Linked DNA regions of Homo sapiens: region 1 is linked to region 2. A link is an interaction called in ENCODE POLR2A ChIA-PET data of the cell type or tissue named here. Cell type or tissue: GM12878. All regions are shown on one strand. Links, peaks and the distances in the headings refer to the core of each region. The heading gives the core; the rest is flanking DNA.

Evidence for each region. Peaks named below come from ENCODE experiments on the same cell type or tissue, not always from the same donor. Only the 100,000 strongest peaks of a DNase experiment are listed, where the experiment ranks them.
Region 1: POLR2A ChIA-PET joins it to region 2 with 5 read pairs; 6 of 35 experiments call an interaction of 5 or more read pairs at or near these places.

The regions. Positions count from the first base shown.
Region 1 is chr22:38,547,692-38,552,083 of GRCh38, reverse strand. It overlaps DMC1 (DNA meiotic recombinase 1), which reads left to right. Exons shown (of 14, transcript NM_007068.4): 8 at 2,087-2,159. Among named protein-coding and RNA genes, the nearest start is that of DMC1, 20 kb to the left of the region's middle. In GM12878, for the core only: no CTCF peak of the experiment used is centred there; a DNase peak (open chromatin) is centred at 2,250.
Region 2 is chr22:38,472,959-38,477,350 of GRCh38, reverse strand. It overlaps KDELR3 (KDEL endoplasmic reticulum protein retention receptor 3), which reads right to left. Exons shown (of 5, transcript NM_006855.4): 2 at 2,728-2,828. Among named protein-coding and RNA genes, the nearest start is that of KDELR3, 7.1 kb to the right of the region's middle. In GM12878, for the core only: no CTCF peak of the experiment used is centred there; no DNase peak of the experiment used is centred there.

The DNA of each region.
Region 1 (4,392 bases), core at 278-4,277, 75 kb before region 2:
CCAGACCATCCTGGCTAACACGGTGAAACCCGGTCTCTACTAAAAATACAAAAAAATTAGCCGGGCATGGTGGCGGGCGCCTGTAGTCCCAGCTGCTGGGGAGGCTGAGGCAGGAGAATGGCGTGAACCCGGGAGGCGGAGCTTGCAGTGAGCCGATATCGCGCCACTGCACTCCAGCCTGGGCAACAGAGCAAGACTCGTCTCAAAAAAAAAAAAAAAAAAAAAAAGAAAGGAGTTCTGGAATCAAAATGCCGGACTTCAATCCTGGTTCTATCGTTAGTAGCTGTGTGACCTTGGGCAAGTTGCTCTACTTCTCTAATTTCCCCCACCAATAAAATTGAAATAATGACAGTGCCAAATGTTAGGATTGTTTTGAAAAGTAAATGAAATAATGTATGTACCTGGTATAAAGTAGCTCCTTAGTGTTAACTACTACTACATAAAAAGTAATTGCAGTCTAGCGTGGTGGCTCACACCTGTAATCCCAGCACTTTGGGAGGCCAAGGCAGGAGGATCTCCTGAAGTCAGGAGTTTGAGACCAGCCTGGTAAACATGGTGAAACCCTGTCTCTACTAAAAAATACAAAAGTTAGCTGGGCCTGGTTGAACATGCCTGTAATCCCAGCTACTGGGGAGGCTGAGGTCAGAGAATCACTTGAACCCGGGAGGCAGAGGTTGCCGTGGGCCGAGATCGTGCCACTGTACTCCAGCCTGGGCGACAAAGTGAGACCTGTCTCGAAAAAAAAAGTAAATGCATTTTTAAAATTTGACATACATTAATTTAAAGGTAACATATTAGTTATATAGCATAAATTATATTTGTGACTTTTTTTTTTTGAGACGGAGTCTCGCTGTGTCACCCAGGTTAGAGTGCAGTGGCGCGATCTCAGCTCACTGCAACCTCCGCCTCCCAGGTTCAAGCGATTCTCCTGCCTCAGTCTCCTGAGTAGCTGGGATTACAGGCACTCACGACCATGCCCGGCTAATTTTTGTTTTTTGTATTTTCAGTAGAGATGGGGTTTCACCATGTTGATGAGGCTGGTCTCAAACTCCTGACCTCATGATCCGCCCACTCGGCCTATTTGTGACTATTTCTTTCTTTTTTTTCTTTTTTCTTTCTTTCTTTCTTTCTTTCTTTTTTTTTTTTTTTTTTTGAGATGGAGTCTTGATCTATCACCCAGGCTGGACTGCAGTGGCACGATCTCAGCTCACTGCAACCTCCGCCTCCCAGGTTCAAGCAATTCTCCTGCCTCAGCCTCCAGAGTAGCTGGGATTACAGGCATGCACCACCACACCCAGCTAATTTTTGTATTTTTAGTAGAGACAGGGTTTTACCATGTTGGTCATGCTGGTCTTGAACCCTTGACCTCAAATGATCCACCCACCTTGGCCTCCCAAAGTGCTGGGATTACAGGCATGAGCCACCATGCCCGGCCATATTTGTGACTATTTCTTGTAGAAAGAAAGTTAGTAGGTTGGGCGCGGTGGCTCAAGCCTGTAATCCCAGCACTTTGGGAGGCCGAGGTGGGCAGATCACGAGGTCAGGAGATCAAGACCATCCTGGCCAACATGGTGAAACCCCATCTCTACTAAAAGTATAAAAATTAGCTGGGTGTGGCAGTGCCTGCCTGTAGTCCCAGCTACTTGGGAGGCTGAGGCAGAAGAATTGCTTGAACCCGGGAGGCGGAGATTGCAGTGAGCTGAGATTGCGCCACTGCACTCCAACCTGACGACAGAGCTAGACTCGTCTCAAAAAAAAAAAAAAAAGAAAAGAAAAGAAAAAGAAAGAAAATTAGTAATATTTAAATTTTATTTCCATTCTTTGGGAGAACTAACTTTCACGAATATCTTCCATTGTGAAAGATAGTGAAATTATTTGTTGAATAACAACTATGCTGGCAGAATACTTATAATTTCACACTGGTTAAGTAATATGAAAATATAACATGTTGTTTAGAAACGAAAGGATCATGACTCTTTGCAAAATGTACTAAAGAGTTGCAACAGCAGATTCCATGTGTATTTATATAGTCATGTGTACAAAGTTTATTCACTCCTATTAATATAAATTTTTAATTGCTTCCTAGTGACAGCTCAACTTCCAGGAGCTGGTGGCTACCCAGGAGGAAAGATTATCTTCATTGATACAGAAAATACTTTGTAACCTTTTTATTTAAAGTTGCTAACATAATAGTGTGATATAGGAATGTTACCACTGAAGAGTTTGTCTGAGATATACAATCTTTGTAGTCATTCCATAAACCAGTAGTAATGAGACAAACCAAAGGGAAAACAATTACTGTTTAAGTTCTCCAATCACTTTGTATTTAATGAGGTTTCACTTCTTCATATGGGTTTATGAGACAAAACAAATACATGAGAGGAAATTATATCATCATTTTTAATCCTCTTACTTCTCTAAAGATGTTGCTTAATAGTTAGAAAAAAGATTTTTTTTTTTTTGAGACGGAATCTCCCTGTTGCCCAGGCTGGAGTCCAGTGGGGCAATCTCGGCTCACTGCAACCTCCATCTCTTGGGTTCAATCAATTCTCCTGCCTCAGCCTACCGAGTAGCTGGGATTACAGGTGTGTGCCACCACACCTGGCTAATTTTTTTGTATTTTTAGTAGAGACAGGGTTTTGACATGTTGACCAGGCTGTTCTGGAACTCCTGACCTCAGGTGATCCACCTGCCTCAGCCTCCCACAGTGCTAGGATTACAGGGGTGAGCGACTGCGCCTGGCTGAAAGATTATTGACTCACTGAAAGTCATGGTCCCAAATGAAGGGAACGGTATGAAGAGGGTGAAAGTTAATAAGGAAAACAGGCAGAACCTGTTTGGGTAACACAACGAATTGCAGTTTAATTAAAGTGTAAGGTATTCCAGGATATGGGCTAGAAAGATGATTGGGATCTTAGACATGAAAGGCTTTGAAACAAGATAGTGGGTGTAAACTGGATACTTTAGCAATATTCTAGGCAAGTAATGAGAACTTGATCTAGGTTGGAACTGGTAAGAATAAAAAGAAAAGGAAAAGAAGTATTAGGAAAATTGATAGGACTTGATGGCTATATTTGGTAGACAAAGGAAAGACAGGTTTGAGAAACCGCTCAGGTTTTTTGTCTAGATACTAGGAGAATAGTTATGTGATGCTAACAATAGAACTGGAAAGATCATGCTTCAGAGAAAAAGAGAAAAGGTGATGTTTCATTTTAATGTACTAATTTTACTTTTTTTTTTTTGAGACAGTGTCTTTCTCCATCACCCAGGCTGGAATGCAGTGGTGCAGTCTCAACTCACTGCAACCTCAGCTTCCCAAGTAGCTAAGTTTACAAATGTACACCACCACACCTGGCTAATTTTTGTATTTTTAATACAGATGGGGTTTCGCCATGTTGGCCAGGCTGGTTTTGAACTCCTGACCTCAAGTGATCCACCCACCTCAGCCTCCCAAAGTGTTGGAATTATAGGCGTGAGCCATCACGCCTGGCCTAATTTTTTTCTTCTTTTGAGACAGGTTCTTGCTCTGTTGCCCAGGCTGGAGTGCAGTGGCCCAATTACACTCACTGCAGACTCGAACTCCCAGGGTCAAGTGATCCTCCCACTTCAGCCTTCTGAGTAGCTGGAACTACAGGCACATACCACCACGCCTGGCTAATTTTTTTTATCTTTTGTAGAGACCAGGTTTCACCACGTTGCCCAGGCTGATCTCCAACTCCTGGGCTCAAGCGATCTGCCTGCCTTGGCCTCCCAAAGGACTGGGATTACAGGCATGAGCCATTGCACCCAGCCATCATTTTAATGTATTGAATATGATGTACATGAGGATATCCAGATGGCACTGGGAAATATTGAATTCAGCTTGAGAAAGGGGTAGGCCCAGAAATATGGACGAATTAACCAAGGGGGAAAGAGAACTTATAGAGAGAGAAGAGAGGAGAATTGAGAACATAACTTTGAGGTATGTTTATATTTAGGAAGAGGACTAAAATGAGAAACCCAGAGACAGAGGAAGTAGAAGGAAATCTGGTTGTAAAAGTCAAGCAAAAGGAAAGTTTCAAGACGATGAGTTGTCAGCAATGTTACACACACACGGATTTTGAGGATACAGCCTGAGAAAGATCATTATAAGTTCAAAATTAGGAGTTCAAGCGAACATTTGCCATAGGGTGAGGTGATAGAAGCTTTATGTAAACAAACAACAAGGGAGGGAGGCAGTATGAAATTGACCAATGAAAGGAAGAAGGCTAGGCACCGTGGCTCACGCCTGTAATCCCAGCACTTTGGGAGGCTGAGGCGGGTGGATTACCTGAGGTCAGGAGTTCGAGACCAGCCTGACCAACATGGAGAAACCCTGTCTCTACTAAAAATACAAAATTAGCCGGGCGTGGC
Region 2 (4,392 bases), core at 311-4,310:
CACCTGTAATCCCAGCTACTCAGGAGGCTGAGGCAGGAGAATTCGCTTGAACCTGGGAGGCGGAGGTTGCAATGAGCCGAGATCACACCACTGCACTCCAGCCTGGGCAACAGAGGGAGACTGTCTCAAAATAAAAAAGACTGGGCATGGTGGCTAATGCCTGTAATCCCAACACTTTGGGAGGCCGAGGTGGGCAGATCACGAGGTCAGGAGACCATCCTGGCTAACATGGTGAAACCCCGTCTTTATTAAAAATACAAAAAAAAAAAAAAAAAAGTTAGCCAGGCATGGTGGCACACATCTGTAATCCCAGCTACTCGGGAGGCTGAGGCAGAATCTCTTGAACTTGGGAGGTGGAGGTTGCAATGAGCCGAGATCGCGCCACTGCACTCCACCCTGGGCGACAGAGCTAGATTCTGTCTAAACAATAAATAAATAAATAACTTGAACCCGGGAGCAGAGACTGCAGTGAGCCAAGATCGTGCCACTGCACTCCACTCTGTCTCAAAAAAAAAAAAAAAAGGGGGGGCCAGGTGTGGTGGCTCACGCCTGTAATTCCAACACTTTGGGGGGCCAAGGTGGGCAGATCACGAGGTCAGGAGTTTGAGACCAGCCTGGCCAACATAGTGAAACCCCGTCTCTATCAAAAAATACAAAAAGTAGCCGGGCGTGGTGGTGGGTGCCTGTAATCCCAGCTACTCTGGAGGCTGAGGTAGGAGAATTGCTTGAATCCAGGAGGCAGAGGTTGCAGTGAGCCGAGATTGCACCACTGCACCCCAGCCTGAGCCACAGTGCAAGACTCCATTTCAACAACAACAAAAAAGAAGACTCCTGGCCGGGCGCAATGGCTCACACCTGTAATCCCAGCACTTCGGGAGGCCGAGGCGGGCAGATAACAAGGTCAGGAGATCGAGACCATCCTGGCTAATAAGGTGAAACCCTGTCTCTACTAAAAATACAAAACTTAGCTGGGCGCAGTGGCAGGCGCCTGTAGTCCCAGCTACTCGGGAGGCTGAGGCAGGAGAATGGCGTGAACCCGGGAGGCGGAGCTTGCAGTGAGCCGAGATTGCCCCACTGCACTCCAGCCTGGGCGACAGAGCGAGACTCCGTCTCAAAAAAAAAAAAGACTCCTAGCTGATCATGGTAATTCCAGAACTTCGGGAGACTGACACAGGCAGATCACTTGAGCCCAGGGGTTTGAGACCAGCCTGGGCAACATGGTGAAATCTTGTCTCTATTAAAAATACAAAAAAATTAGCCAGGCATGGTGGTGCGTGCCTGTAGTCCCAGCTACTCAGGAGTCTGAGGTGGGAGGACCCCTTCAGCCCGGGAAGTTGAGGCAGTGAGCCATGATCGCACCACTGCACAAGAAATAAGATTCCTATTAGATAATGTGTCCAACTAAAATCTACATCTTGGCTGGGCATGGTGGCTCACACCCATAATCCCAGCACTTTGGGAGGTCGAGGTGGGTGGACCACTTGAGGTCAGGAGCGTGAGACCAGCCTGGCCAACATGGAGAAACCCTGTCTCTCCTAAAAATACAAAAATTAGCTGGACATGGTGGCACATGCCTGTAGTCCCAGCTACTTGGGAGGCTGAGGCACAAGGCAAGCTCCCGGCTTGAAACCAGGAGGTGGAGGCTGCAGTGAGCTGAGATTGCGCTGCTGCACTCCAGCCTGGGCAACAGAAAACAGTGAGACTCCGTCTTAAAAAAACAGAAAGAAGGTGTGTCCTTTGATCTTTACATGGCTGGTTCCTTGTTGTCACTAAGCTGTCAGCTTACATGTCATCTCTTTGAAGATGCCCTGACCACACTCCCTGAAGTAGCTCTCTAATCCTTCTCTATCACCTAAATAATTTTTTTTTTCTTGAGACGGGATCTCACTCTGTTGCCCAGACTGGAGTACAGTGGCATGATCATGGCTCACTGCAGCCTTGATCTACCAAGATCAGGTGATTGTCCCACCTCAGCCTCCTGAGTAGCTGGGACCACAGATGAGCACCACTACGCCCAGCTAAATTTCTTAAATTTTATGTAGAGGCGGAGTCTCACTGCATTGCCCAGGCTGGTCTCAGACTCCTGAGCTCAAGCGGTCCTCTCGCCTTGGCCTCCCAAAGTGCTGGGATTACAGGTGTGACCCTTTATTGAATGTTTAATATATGGCAGGGTTTTTTACATTTACATTTATTATCTCATTTAATGTTCCCAACCAAACCCTCTGAGCTAAGTAATGGTACTGTCTTTTTTTTTTTTTTTTTTTTTTTTTTGAGACAGAGTCTCACTCTGTCACCCAGGGTGGAGTGCAGTGGCGCGATCTCGGCTCACTGCAACCTCCGCCTCCCAAGTTCAAGCAACTCTCCTGCCTCAGCCTCCTGAGTAGCTGGGACTGCAGGCATGAGCCACCACGCCCGGCTAATTTTTTGTATTTTTAGTAGAGACAGGGTTTCACCTTGTTAGCCAGGATGGTCTCCATCCGCCCGACTCGGCCTCCCAAATTGCTGGGATTACAGGCATGAGCCACAGTGCCCAGCCCTGTCCTCATTTTTGCACGAGGACACTGACATACAAAGAGGCCCAAGATGAGGTCTTGCAGCCACTAAGCAGCAAAGTCAGGATTCAAACCCAGGTCGGCCTGGCTCCACAGAATGAGTTTCCAAGCAGGCTACCTCACAGTTTGTGGGGGCTTGGTGGCTTCCCCCAACCATCATCACCCAGCCCCTCACCTTCATTACTGTGTTGTAGATGGAGATGAAGTTGGTGAACAGGTCCAGGTACCTGGTGGTGAAGACGAGAGCAAACAGGATCTGGCTCTTCCCAGAGATGCCTGTGGCCAAGGGTAGACAGGAGACAATGAGGACACAGACTCCCAAGCCTGCCCACCCTCAAGAGGTGCACAGCCTGGAGCTGGGGAGGCCTCTAGAGTGTCCACTCCCACTCAAAGACCTCCTGTCCAGGGCACTGTCGCTCCCTAAGGGCCAGGAAACTCACCCTTCCCATCGGATCACTTGAGTCGTCGTTCCTCTCATTAAACTGTAATCTGTCTCCCAGTCTCCAAATAAAGACACGAACACCGAGTTCCCAGTCCCCCTGCGTGTGCCTGCCTGGGCTCTTGCTCTGGGGAGGATGTCGGGGGTGGTGTGAGTCGGGCTTGGTGGGGGTTGTTGAGGCTTCTCTTCACTCCACCCCCAGAGTTCCACTGACAGTCCCCAAAGCTCAGTCTTAGGAGGAACAACTCACTGACTTTACAAGGTGTTGATTCACCAGGGAGACCAGAGCAGGCAGAGGAAGGTTCAGGGCCAGGGGAGCATTCTATTTTATTTTTCAAACTGTAAGATTTAAAAAGCCTTTTTTCTTTTTTCTTTTTTCTTTTTTTGAGATGGAGTCTCACTCTGTTGCCCAGGCTGGAGTGCAGTGGCGTGATCTCGGCTCACCACAACCTCTGCCTCCTGGGTTCAAGTGATTCTCCTGCCTCAGCCTCCGAAGTAGCTGGGATTACAGGTGCCTGCCACCACGCCTGGCTAATTTTTGAATTTTTAGTAGAGACGGAGTTTCGCCAGGTTGGTCATGGCTGGTCTCAAACTTCTGACTTCAAGTGATCTGCCCGCCTTGGCCTCCCAAAGTGCTGGGATTACAGGCATGACCCACCACGCCCAGCCAAAAAGCCTTTTTTCTAGTTACAAAAGTTATGCCTATATTTACTCTTTGCAAAACAAAAATCAAACAATATACAAAGATGCAAAGATAAAAATATTCCAAACCCCTAGTGTTCATCCTTCCATATCTTTGTGAACATGTACACACATGACACCTATGTGTACACATATGATGCACATGGATGCACTGAGTTGACAAAAAAGGGTTCATACTCTCCATGATGTTTCTTTCTTTTTTATTTTTTTCTTTTTAGAGAAAGGGTCTTACTCTGTCTCCCAGGCTGGGGTGCAGTGGTGCAATCATAGCTCACTGCAGCCTCTATCTCCTGGACTCAAACAATTCTCCTATCTCAGCCTCCCGAGTAGCTGGTAACTACAGACACAAACCATCAGACTGGCAAATTTTATTATTAATTATTATTATTATTATTTTTGTAGAGACAGAGTTTCACTATGTCGCCCAGCCTGGTCTCAAACTCCTGGGCCCAAGTGATCCTCCTACCTCATTCTCTCAGTGTTGGGATTATAGGCGTGAGCCACCGCGCCCAGTCTAAATGCTGTTTCTTGACCCACTTTGGTCTCTTTCTTTTTTTAACTTTTTATTTTGAAAGAATGTTAGATTTACAACAGAGTTGTAAAGACAGTACAGAGAATCCCACATATCCAGCTATATCTAGTGTTAACATCGTATTTGGGCCGGGGGCGGTGGCTCATGCCTGTAATCCAACACTTTGG